Regions from separate parts of the Mus musculus genome. Here all the other regions are linked to region 4. A link is a contact called in ENCODE Hi-C or POLR2A ChIA-PET data. All regions are on one chromosome and are shown on one strand. The core of a region is the stretch at or near the end of the contact, and the rest is flanking DNA. Distances in the headings are between cores, read along the strand shown. Region 1 has its middle 4.2 kb from the start of Gm32039. Region 2 overlaps Fmod (fibromodulin). Region 3 holds the start of Btg2 (BTG anti-proliferation factor 2). Region 4 holds the start of Zc3h11a (zinc finger CCCH type containing 11A).

Region 1 (2,700 bases), core at 115-2,614, 440 kb after region 4:
ACAGAGTAGTAGAGAGGACCCGCAGGCCAACAACTGATAAAAATCAAGATCTCGGGGGAGGAGGGCAGGTTTTGAAGTTTGTGTTTGTTTATTTGTGACTCAGGCTAGCCTAGGCTGGTCAGGAATTCACACTTAACCCAGTAACTCCTTGTGGGTTTGAACCTTGCGCAGTACTTCTACCTCCGCTTCCTGAACGCGGAGGCTGCAGGCTCCAAACACCACAAGCTGCTCCCACTGTCCTTCCTTCCTTGAGGCAGTCAGACCATGCTGCCCAGACTGGCCTTGAACTCTCAATCCTCCTGCCTCAGCTTTCAAGTGCTGCCACACACCAGGTTATATGAACCTTTTGAGTACCCAAGAAGCAGCTTTTGAATTTCAGCTCAGAGTGCCATGCTATAGGGCTAGGTCAGGCTTTCCTTTCTGACAGAGAGGCTGTATACTTTCCAGCCGGAATATAAGGGAGCAGATGCCCGAGACTGCTGTCGCTTGAGGTCTAGGTCCTGCTGGCCCTTTCTGAACCCTCCTGGCTCCTCCTCCCAGCCACTGGAGAACTGCCACATTGAGAGGCAGAACCTGGGAGGCGTCGGAGCCCATTCATTTTTAATAGTCCAGCTGCCATGGTCTCCCAGAAGTTCCGCTGCACACAAGCACTCTCAGTTGCCAGGCCTGGGTCTTGTCAATGTTTAATGGAAGCAAGGATCTTATCTGGAGTTCCAAGTCGTTTAGATTACTCCTGTGTAAGGACCTGTAGTGTGGGATGGTGAAGACAGATGGAAGACTCCTCAGAGTGACCCTGCTGCTCCCCGGGGCAGGAAGGGGTTCTTAGAGTTAAAAACAGTGTGTGGGTGGCCCAGGAAACAACGCAAACGGGACAGAAAGCCCTATCTCACTTTGGTCAGGGTCTGACCACACTGTCAACAGCTCTGCCTTGGAGTCGATTCCAGGTGCCCAGTGCACACCCTGCCAGGGGCCTCCTGGGAAATCCAAGACACAAGGTAATGGATGAAGTCTGGAGGGACTTAAAAATAGATGTCCATTGAGCCTGTTCTGGTGTCCCTCAGCAACCAAATCTGCCTGTATTTGGGAGAAGAGACACCATCTGGCTTGCCTCTAGTATCAAAGTGTTGCATGGAATGACTACAAGTCCACACTAACCTGCCAGACTGAGCTGGGCCGCTCTGTGCTCCCGGTCCTGACTCCAGAGCAACTAGGGGAGGGACTAGTGCAGCTCCCCAAGGCCCCGAGGAATGCCTTACGCAGAGAGTCAAGTTCTATTTGGGGAATGGAACATCACGGTTCTAAACACAAGCCGGATGTTATTTACAAAACTTGTCTAATGGCCCAGCCTCCATACCGGTAGCTCATTGGCTGCTCGTCTAATGGCTCAGCCTCCATACTGGCAGCTCATTGGCTTCCAGCTCAGGTTTCTCTAGCGGCTTTCTCCGGACTTTCTCCCGTCCTACCAGTTTCCTCCGCTTACAGATCAACATTCCAGCCGAAGTGTCTCACTGACCACTGACTGTCACTCACCGATGAGACCTGTGGAGGGAAGCTGGCAGGAGCAGTTCCTAACTGGGAGACTGAGGCTTGGGAAGGGGAGACCGGCAGGAAAGAAAGTCAGAATGATATCACCCTGCCCTGCTGTCTGCCATTCTTATGAGGGTTAAAATGAAAGACGGCCGAGGGCCTCTCCCAGTTCACCCGTGAAGCTCGAGTCTAAGTGATGGGTCAGGTGATTTAAGCTTTTTCACTCCAATTCAGACGGTGGAGAAGTCTGGCTGAATGGATCAAAACTGGCCAGCACACTGGACAGACCATTCCTAACACCTGGCCTTTTGCTATGTTGTGTTTGGGGAGGTTGGACTAGAGACTGGAAAATCCCAACAGACATTCCTAAGTCCCGGGAAAGTCTGACGCTGAGGTGTCAGGACTGTGGGCACATGCTCTTCTTGAATATCCCTGGGTCTCTTAGGCCACTCTGTCCCCTTTGCTCATCATCTTGTCTCATGCCTGTTCACCCAACACCTGCTCCATCACCACCTCTCCCACACAGCGCAGGCCCGTGGGCTGCATGTGGTATGTATAATAGTAGTCCTTGCCCCAGTGACCCGTGAATATTCAGTGAGCTAACTCATGTGGAATGCTTGGACCAGCATGGAGTAAAACCTCAATAAATATTAACTGCTACAAATGCCTGTTGCTGTATGGTTTCTCATCCTCCATCCAGGGTAAAGGAACTTTAAAGGAACCCTGTCACGCGAGCCCTTCTAGGCCCTAGCATGATCCCAGACCTGAACACGGACAGCTGTGCCCCGTGGGTTTTCTCTAAAGGTCACAAAGACTCATCGAGAAATGTCCAGGCTTAGGCGCTGACCTAGGAAACTAAAGACGAGGCTTTATTCCATCAGCAAACAGGTGGGCTTCCTGAGAACGCAAGGACACCTGTGAACGGCTCATGAGCAACACAGTGGCCTGGCTAGCCACCAAATACTACCATGATGGTGCTGACCACTGGGTCCTTAGGATCTAGAGCAGAGGAGGTTTGGCAGGGCAGCTCAGGTAAACCTCCTGGTGAGAGAGAGCTGCAGAGTCGTGGCTACTTTAAATTGGGGGGGGGGGCATTGCTGGATGAAGAGAGAGCCTCACCTAGGCTCCACACATTCTGTGAGTGAGTAGCTCAGCACTCAGGCCCGTGGCAGA
Region 2 (2,700 bases), core at 86-2,585, 380 kb after region 4:
AAATGACAATAAGAGTGGTCTTCTAGGGAGCCAAGTAGAAGGAAGGCAGCCCTGATGGCTTCCGGTGTGAACTTCTGTTGTCGCTTTTGGAGTTTGAACTGGGATTTTGAATGTCTTCTTTTCCTTTCAAGTTACTGAGGGTAGACGGTGGTGTCATCCAAGAGGACAACAGAGACAGCTGTGCGAAGCCTTGTGTTGAGATGACCCAAAACTAGAACATCTATTTCATGGCTTAGGGGAACTCCTCTACAAAAGAGTCCCCAGAGACTTCTGAGAGTAAAAAAGAGACCACAGCCTAGGGGGATGGCTCTGTCCCTGTCTCCACCTACCCCCAAGTTTAAAGTTCAAATCCTCAGAACCTACGGGGTCTTGTGGGAAGGATACCCAAGGGCACTCAGGGCCCTTGAAGGGCCCGTGGAAGTGGGGAGTTAGGGGACAGGCTGCAGAAGCTGGAACATTCCCCTGGTGGTGGTGACAGCTTGCCTGTAGTTCTAACCTCGGAAGACAGATGATTCCTAAGGCAAGATAGCTACTTACCGAGAGTAGAGATTCCAGCAAGCTCTGGGTTTGACTGAATGTCCTTAGCTCAGTGAGGGAAAGCATTGATGAGGAACCCTGACGTAGCCTTAGGCCTCACATGCATACATGCCCACATACACAGGTGTTGCAGAACATACAAACATGCTATATACATGTGCACACCACATACACATGAAAACTGAAAAGGAAAAAAAACTAAATAAAAGAGGCAGACTACAAGGTGTGGTGGTACATGCTGGCTGTGATAGCCCACACTCAGGAGGTCACACAGGAGGATCTGGAGTCTAAGGCTGTACTTAGCTACATAGTAAGTTTAAGAGCAGTCTGAACTATATGAGACCCTGTCTCCCGAAGTAAAAAAGGCCTATGTGATCGTACAAGGAGGCAGGGGGATTATTTGATTTTGTTTGGTTTAGGATTTTTTTTTTTGAGATAGGGTCTCTCTGTGTAACGCTGGCTGTCCTGGAACTCACTGTGTAGTTCAGATTGCCCTCGAACTCACAGAGATCTGCTTGCCTCTGCCTGCCTAGTGAGGCTAAAGGGCTTCTGCCAGCATGCCTGGCTATTTATTTGACTTTGGCATTTCTAGCCTGCTCTCCCCTTCCAGTCCCCTGAAGGCTCTGGCACCCAGACACTCAGCTCTAAGGCCAGGATTTCTCTCTTTCACGTCCTACTACTTTCCGTACCTGCAAAATGACAGGAAATGTTCAAAAATAGTGTACCCTATTCCTGGAGTGGCCTTCTTGCAGTGTGCCGCCATCAGCAAAGCGGTCCTTCCAGGAGCAGCCAAACCTTTAGAGAAGCTGTGAGCTCCACCTACCCTCTGCTTCCCCCTGCTGCCCACAGGGGGAAAAAACAAGGCCCGGTGGGAAGGACATCCGGGACATTTGGGGAGCAAAGCAGGGGGTGGGAATTAGGGGGGTAAGAGGTTGAGCTGGGGAGGCTCACACCTCCCCAGCGTGCTCTGTTCCCAGCATGGTCCCCAACGGTGCCAATCCGTCTGACTCCAATACTTTAGCACCACCCCCCCCCCCCCGTTCAACTCTTCCACTCCACCCCCACCCCAGTCTTTATTCTTTATTTCAGCGGATTCAAAGGGGCCCTCTGTGCCCATTTTGTATCTGTTTCCTAAGCTGAGCTTCTCCCACCCGCCCTCCCTTTTTGTCCCGCCAGAGTTCTCCATCAGCAGCTTCTGCACGGTGGTGGACGTCATGAACTTCTCCAAGCTGCAGGTGCTACGCCTGGATGGGAACGAGATCAAGCGCAGCGCAATGCCGGTGGACGCCCCACTCTGCCTGCGCCTCGCCAACCTCATCGAGATCTGAGGGGCCTCGCCTTGGGCTCCTGGCTCCGGGCTCCGAGTACCGTGCACCGTGCACCGGGCTCGGGGTACATGCCCTGCCACCCCGCTGCATGTTTGGCTTTTGCTGGATGGTCTGGGACACGCATGTGACAGAAGTCCACAGGATCTTATTCAATCTCCTTCCAACAGGCAGAGTTAGGTGGGATCAGGGGCCAGGCCAGTTTCTGCAGGGGGATGAATTTGGTGGTAAAAGAAATATAGCTATAGAGTCTAGCCCCAAAATCTTCTTGCTTGGACAGTAGCATATAACCAGTTCCAATTTGACCTTTTTTGAGCTGTGCTCAACAGCATGGCCAGCTGCTTCTGCAGTTGCTCTGGGCTCCTGCTCTTTGCTCCTCAAAACATCACAACACACCTCTTGCCCAGTCACCTCCTCCCAGCCCCAGCTCACCCTCTCTGCCCTCTTTCACTGGGGCCTCTTCTAATGTCTTAGGCAGTCAGGAGACACCCACACCCTAAGGGCACACTCTTATCTGAGGCTAAACGGATGGCTAAAATCACACACTTACCCCCACCTCACCTGTTTAAAGTCACCATATTGAACACCATAATGATGAGCTGTTAACATAGGGGATAACCGACTCTATAATGGAGGATCTATCAGAGGAGGGAAGTGTCCAGTGGTCATTATCAGTATCCATAGTAAGATGGGGAAGAGACACACCTCAGGATAGCAGAACTGAAGGGGCAGCCCCCTTTCCAGTTTCATCTGACACAACATGATCTGCACCCCTTCTTGGGCTTTTAGTATCGAAGGGGCAAGCGTGGTTTTCAAAACATGAGAAAGAGCCTCTGCT
Region 3 (2,700 bases), core at 157-2,656, 420 kb after region 4:
CTGATGTTTACCACAAGGGGAGGATGAGGGGAGAGGGCTGGGGAGGAGACTTCCTCTTCTCAGCGACAGTATTTAAGAGCCTCTCCTTAAACTCCCCCTGCCACTTAGAAAGATTCCTGGGTCCTTTCCAAGTTTTTGTACACTGGAAAGCAGCCCCAGAGCTTTCAGGTAGATGCTCTATGGTGGTCATGGATATTTTTGGCACAATCCTGTTTAAGGCAGGAAGGGCTAGCAAGAACCGGCAGGGCCTCTGACGACCAAGGCACTGAAATTTCAAAGCCGGTAGGTAAGCGGCCAATGTTGTTGGTTGCCCAACAAGTCACAAGGCCTCTCATCCCTTCCGCATCAGAAGAGTTTTGAGATCTTTAGCAAAGGTAAGGGGATAAAAAATGGTTTTGTTTTGATGAAACAGCTGTTGGTCCTCAGATCTGTGCCAACATGTTGAGAGATGGCTATCGCAGCCCAAGGCAACCAACCAGTTATAACAGCTGCGGACAGAGGCTAAAGGGTGGCTTATCACTCCTCCACCTCCGTCCCTCACACCCTGCCTCCATAACACACACACCCCCTCCCCGCCCTCGCAGTTGGCTAGGCTACCAGGCTCTTTTCTGTACTACAATAGGTGGCAGATGGTGAAGAGGGACCAAAAAAGAAAAAATACAAAGGGGGCCCAGATTACAACTTGCAGCGGGTAAACACGCGGCAGAATGGGCCTGTATGATGACAGGCTCAGGACTATACAGCAACAGTGGCTAGGACTCAAGAGTTGTCTAGAAAGTTCAATTGCGCATAAAAGTCGCACAGCTTGGCCTGGCTTCACATCCCCTGAGGGTCTGTTGTTCTCCAAGATTCGGAGATAAGGGTGAGCTCGGACTCTGAATACACACACACACTGACTTTTCTCATGGTGTTGTCAGGGTCTCAGAATGTACTCAAGGAAGAGGGTCGGAGCCTCGGGAGCGAGGCGGGGACTGGAGGGCTGGGAGACGGGGACTTAACCGAAGGGACAGAGGACCATCAGTGGCCTCAGAGATTAATTAGAGAAAGACATCTGAGACCCGGAGTTGTTCGCGTAGGGGTCCCCGTCACAGAACAGTGATAAAGACACCCCAGGCAAGAAGTGGCCGCGCCCGAGTGGTTCCAAGACCCCGACGTGTGCTCACCGGTCAGTGCGTCCTGGAGCGCCCTACTGAAAACCTTGAGTCTCTGCTCGCTCACGCAGCCCCGAGTCCTCAGGAGACTGGAGAGGAAACCCACGGCGGCGGCGATCTCCGGGAGCATGTCGGTTCTCTTCCCGTGGCTCATACCGGTGGCTGAGGAAGTAGCTGTATTAGAACGATGATGACGGTCTGGCCACCTCTCGGGCTCTGCCCGGACTTTCCCCGGGCTGCGCCTTTCATACCACTCGGGGAGGCGGGGAGCCGTCGGTGGCGCCCATTGGCCGACGCTGGCGGATGGGGGCGTGCCCCTCCGGTGTCTCGCCTCTCCCCTCCGCCTGCGCCCGCCCCTCTCCGCCCCGCCCGCCAGCTCGCCCGCGCCTCCCAGGCGCTGAGGTCATCGCTCACTGACGTCATTATTGGGAACAAGCACCGGACTCCCGTGCTGTGGGAGGCAGGCGGGAGAGGGCCTTGGACCTGGGCAGAGGAAGCGCGCTACACCGGGCATGCCCGGACGTCGTCTCTGCACAGCGCCAAAACCCAGGTTGCCTGCTGCCTCCTCCAGGATGCCCTCGCCGATGTTATTTCTCCCATGTCTCCTGACAGACACTGACAGAGCCGTTCACCCCCCTACCTGAACATCTCTGCCACTCATCCCCCCAGCTGATCAAAACGGGTTCCTCGTGTTTTCAGCAATGGGGATTGTATTCTTTTTGCTTCCATAATAATTCCACCTCCCCCAACAAATTCTGCTCTTCCTCTTCTGTAATTGCCTAAAAGTAATCAGCTCTCACTGTTTGGTGGGAGGAGTGTCGAGGAGAGTATTTTCTGTCCGTAGGGTTATTTTTCCAGCACTCACTTTCCTTTAAATGGCAGTGTCTGTGTGTGTGTGTGTGTGTGTGTGTGTGTGTGTGTGTGTGTGTGTGTGTGTGTGTGTGTTTAAGTAATCTGGTGTGAATTGTACAAAGTTTTCCATCAGTTCCCTGCCCCTCCCTCTTCCCTGATTGTTTTCCTTCCTTTTTGTGCACTGAGGCTTTTGTAAACACTAGCTCCCCAGAGGAAAGGCTTCAGGTCTGGCTTGTCTACACGCAGGGGCTCAGGGACTGGTGCCAGGAAGCTAGGCAGACTACTGAGTGGGGCAACTTGTCACCCACATCTCTGAGCCCTGCACAGGATGGGGCCTGAATTTAGCGCCATGGCTTGTGTAAAATCCTGTTTTCCCTGAGTTCTAAGCCAGGCTTCTCTCCCTGTATCCCTGGTCTGAGCCACCAGCTTCCCTACCTGGATCCTCTGTATCCACCCTACCCCATTTCCCTCTTCCCTTTTCTCTCCACTGTCTGTTTTGCTGCTTGTTTTTCTTCAGTGGACTTCCCATCAATACTTCTGTCCCTTTTCCCACATGCTCTATCCCTCCCTCTAAATGTCTAGTGCTCCCTCTAAAGCTACCTCCCTCCCTGTTCCCCCTTTCAGACAAAGCTACTGATCACTGTCCCTATAGCACCCAGACCCTCTTTTTGCTTCCTCAGACCTGGTCCCAAGACTG
Region 4 (2,700 bases), core at 101-2,600:
CTTCGGGAATATTTTCAGGAAATTTCACTTAAGCTTAGTGCACCACTCAACAGTCATCATTTAAGACTGACTTGCCAATACAACCTAAAAAGTCAATTCCGGCCAGCTAAATCAGATTCCACATACTAGGCATTAGCAGTAAGCGCTAGCTGTGCCCTTTCTGTTCTGATATTTTGAAAACTATAGGTGGCTGAAGAAAAATTAACTGGAAATAAAATTTCAAAACAAGGTAACAAGCTATATTCTTCATTTACGGTTTCTATCAAGAGTTCATATTTTTAGACTGAAGCAACATTACATACAACCTGTAAATAACTCATAAATTGACATTCTATGAGCAGCCAAACTAAAATAAGCTTTAAACCACTTCCATTCCTTTTCCGTGGGCCCCCTCCCCTCCCCTCAATACCAACACGTTTACCCTACGAAAGCATGGCTACCACTAGCTGCACAGCCGCCTTCTCTGGGTTCAGAACCAAAGCCTGGTAGATGTCAACAAAACGAGCCTTCCCCATGGGGATCCGCACCGATTATGGGCGTCTAAGGGGTGTTCTTCGTACGATCTCACCAATCCTACAAGAACGAAGAGTCCCTGTAGCTCTTGACTTCGAGGATGAAGGCTTGGGCGGGAGAGTAATCAGGGTAGGGAATGGGAATAGGATACCAGAATTCGACTCTGTATGTGGAATATTAGAAAACCTCCAAAGTAGTGGGACCCTAGAGAGGAAGGCGAGGAGGTAAAGTCGGGTCCAGGCACTTGATCTGATCTCGGGAGGGAGGGCCAGCTAACTAAAGAAACTGATTCCCGGAAGAGAGCAACCTAGTGTCAGTTCCCCCTCCGGGGGTCCGAAACAGTCGCTTTTCCGGGGCTACCCGGGAATCCCGGTTCGGGAACACCGGATGTGGGGGGAGGGGGAAGAGGTTGGTAAGTAAGGGAGCAGGCGCCGTGGGGGTGGGGCGGAGCGGGTGGGGGCAGGGAGGGTGGGAAAGTGAGCTGAAGTCTGCCTAGGAGCCCAGCAGGCCGGGGCCGCCGGCGGGAGTCCGGGTAGCTGCCGTGCTGATGGGCCCGGTTCAGACTTCCCGGGCTAGGCCGAAAGTCGGGCGAGGGGAGGCCGCTGCCACTCCCCTCGCCCTCTTCTCCCTCCCAGGCCCCAAGTCACCCGGGAATCAAAAAATGGGTCTAGTTACCAGAGAACAGAAACTTTACCGAACCGATGACAATGTCTCCGACTCCCGCGTGCTGCCACGTCTTTCTCTTTTCTTAGCTGCGGTCGCCCGCCGTCCTCACAGCAGCCGAACAAGCAGAAACCCAGGACTGCCAGCGTCAAAGATGGCGCCCGGCTACAGGCTCGCCTTTAAGGCTGGGCCAGTGAAAGTGCCAGCACGACGCAAAGCGCAGGCATTCTGGGAGTTGTAGTTTCCTCTATGAGGCCAGCCTTAAAATGGCTTCTTGGGTCATAGGGTCACGTGTCACGGAGGCACGGGGACCGGAATTTCTTTCTGTGGACCCGGATGCCTATCAGAAAATTATTCTTCACGAAAGTTTTGTTTTGTTGTAAAATCAAGGAGAGAAGCAAGAAACCTGTCTACCAGATACCAAACATTCAATTTATGTTAACCAGAGTGTGTATAATGAGCCTTCCAAACCTGATAGACATTTAATTAAAAATTAGCTCCGAACTAACTGACCTGTTGTGGCAGCACTTAAGAAGCAGAGGCAAGCAAGTCTCTGTGAGTTTGAGAACACCCAGATCTATATAGTGAGTTCCAAAACAGCCAGGACTATTTAGAGAGTCCTGTATCACAAAACAAAACAAAAACAAAAACAAAAACAAAAACAAAAACTACTTTTCTCTTGCAAAGTTGAAGGACTTCCATAGCAGAAGTTCTGCTCTGGATGCTTTCCTTTACTTAATCACATTTATCTGTTTGTTTGTTTTGGCTTTTGAGACAGATATACTATGAACTCCTAACCTGGAACTTGCTCTGTAGACCAGGCTAGCCTCCAATCTTTAGCAATTCTTCCTCTCCTTGAGTGCTAGTGCCACAGGCATCTGCTACCATGCCTGGCTAGTTTTGTCTGTCTTTCTTTCTTTCTTTCTTTCTTCCTTTCTTTCTTTCTTTCTTTCTTTCTTTCTTTCTTTCTTTCTCTCCTTCCTTCCTTCTTTCTTTCTCTCCTTCCTTCTTTCTTTCTTTTTTTCTTTCTTTCTTTTTTAAGGTTTATTTATTTTATATGAGTACACTGAAGCTGTCTTCAGACACACCAGAAGAGGGCATCAGATCCTATTACAGATGGTTGTGAGCCACCATGTGGTTGCTGGGAATTGAACTCAGGACCTCTGGAAGAGCAGTCAGTGCTCTTAACCACTGAGCCTTCTCTCCAGCCCATTTGTTTGTTTTCTTAAAACAACGTGTGTTAGAAAAATAATCCATGTTTGATAAGAAAGTTACAAGATCGTGCAGTATGTAAAGCACTTTCCATGTATGCCTCAATTCCATCCCCAAAACCCATAAAGTTGTCCTCTGACATTTAAAAGTATACTGTGACAGGAACACCCATCAGACAACAATCTTTTTTTTGTTTTGTTTTTGTTTTTGTTTTCTTCAAGACAGGGTTTCTCTGTGTGGCCCTGGCTGTCCTGGAAGTCACTTTGTAGACCAGGTTGGCCTTGAATTCAGAAATCTGCCTGCCTCTGCCTC

The links. Hi-C counts contacts between places; a loop is a spot of excess contacts on that map. ChIA-PET counts read pairs that join two places held with the same protein, here RNA polymerase II (POLR2A).
Region 1: POLR2A ChIA-PET joins it to region 4 with 12 read pairs in embryonic stem cell. The contact joins the enhancer-like site here to the promoter of Zc3h11a in region 4. POLR2A ChIA-PET finds 5 or more read pairs at or near these places in 4 of 5 experiments (Patski and embryonic stem cell).
Region 2: a loop to region 4 is called in a map of left cerebral cortex, with 3 times the contacts of the local background. The contact joins the enhancer-like site here to the promoter of Zc3h11a in region 4. A Hi-C loop is called at or near these places in 1 of 37 maps with a recorded cell type or tissue (left cerebral cortex). POLR2A ChIA-PET finds 5 or more read pairs at or near these places in 1 of 5 experiments (embryonic stem cell).
Region 3: POLR2A ChIA-PET joins it to region 4 with 18 read pairs in embryonic stem cell. The contact joins the promoter of Btg2 here to the promoter of Zc3h11a in region 4. POLR2A ChIA-PET finds 5 or more read pairs at or near these places in 4 of 5 experiments (Patski and embryonic stem cell).

Annotation. Positions count from the first base shown.
Region 1 is chr1:134,097,991-134,100,690 of GRCm38, forward strand. No RefSeq gene overlaps it. Among named protein-coding and RNA genes, the nearest start is that of Gm32039, 4.2 kb to the left of the region's middle. Within about 2 kb of position 1,365, at least 3 of the 3 ENCODE cell types and tissues checked have a DNase peak (open chromatin) inside an H3K27ac peak, as active enhancers do.
Region 2 is chr1:134,044,761-134,047,460 of GRCm38, forward strand. It overlaps Fmod (fibromodulin), which reads left to right. Exons shown (of 3, transcript NM_021355.4): 3 at 1,714-2,700. The coding sequence ends at 1,865. Among named protein-coding and RNA genes, the nearest start is that of Fmod, 8.9 kb to the left of the region's middle. Within about 2 kb of position 1,336, at least 1 of the 3 ENCODE cell types and tissues checked has a DNase peak (open chromatin) inside an H3K27ac peak, as active enhancers do.
Region 3 is chr1:134,077,749-134,080,448 of GRCm38, forward strand. Btg2 (BTG anti-proliferation factor 2) reads right to left here and starts at 1,407. Exons shown (of 2, transcript NM_007570.2): 1 at 1,164-1,407. The coding sequence starts at 1,305.
Region 4 is chr1:133,660,049-133,662,748 of GRCm38, forward strand. Zc3h11a (zinc finger CCCH type containing 11A) reads right to left here and starts at 1,351. Exons shown (of 18, transcript NM_001276767.1): 1 at 1,189-1,351. It overlaps Zbed6 (zinc finger, BED type containing 6), which reads right to left and starts at 837. Exons shown (of 1, transcript NM_001166552.1): 1 at 1-837.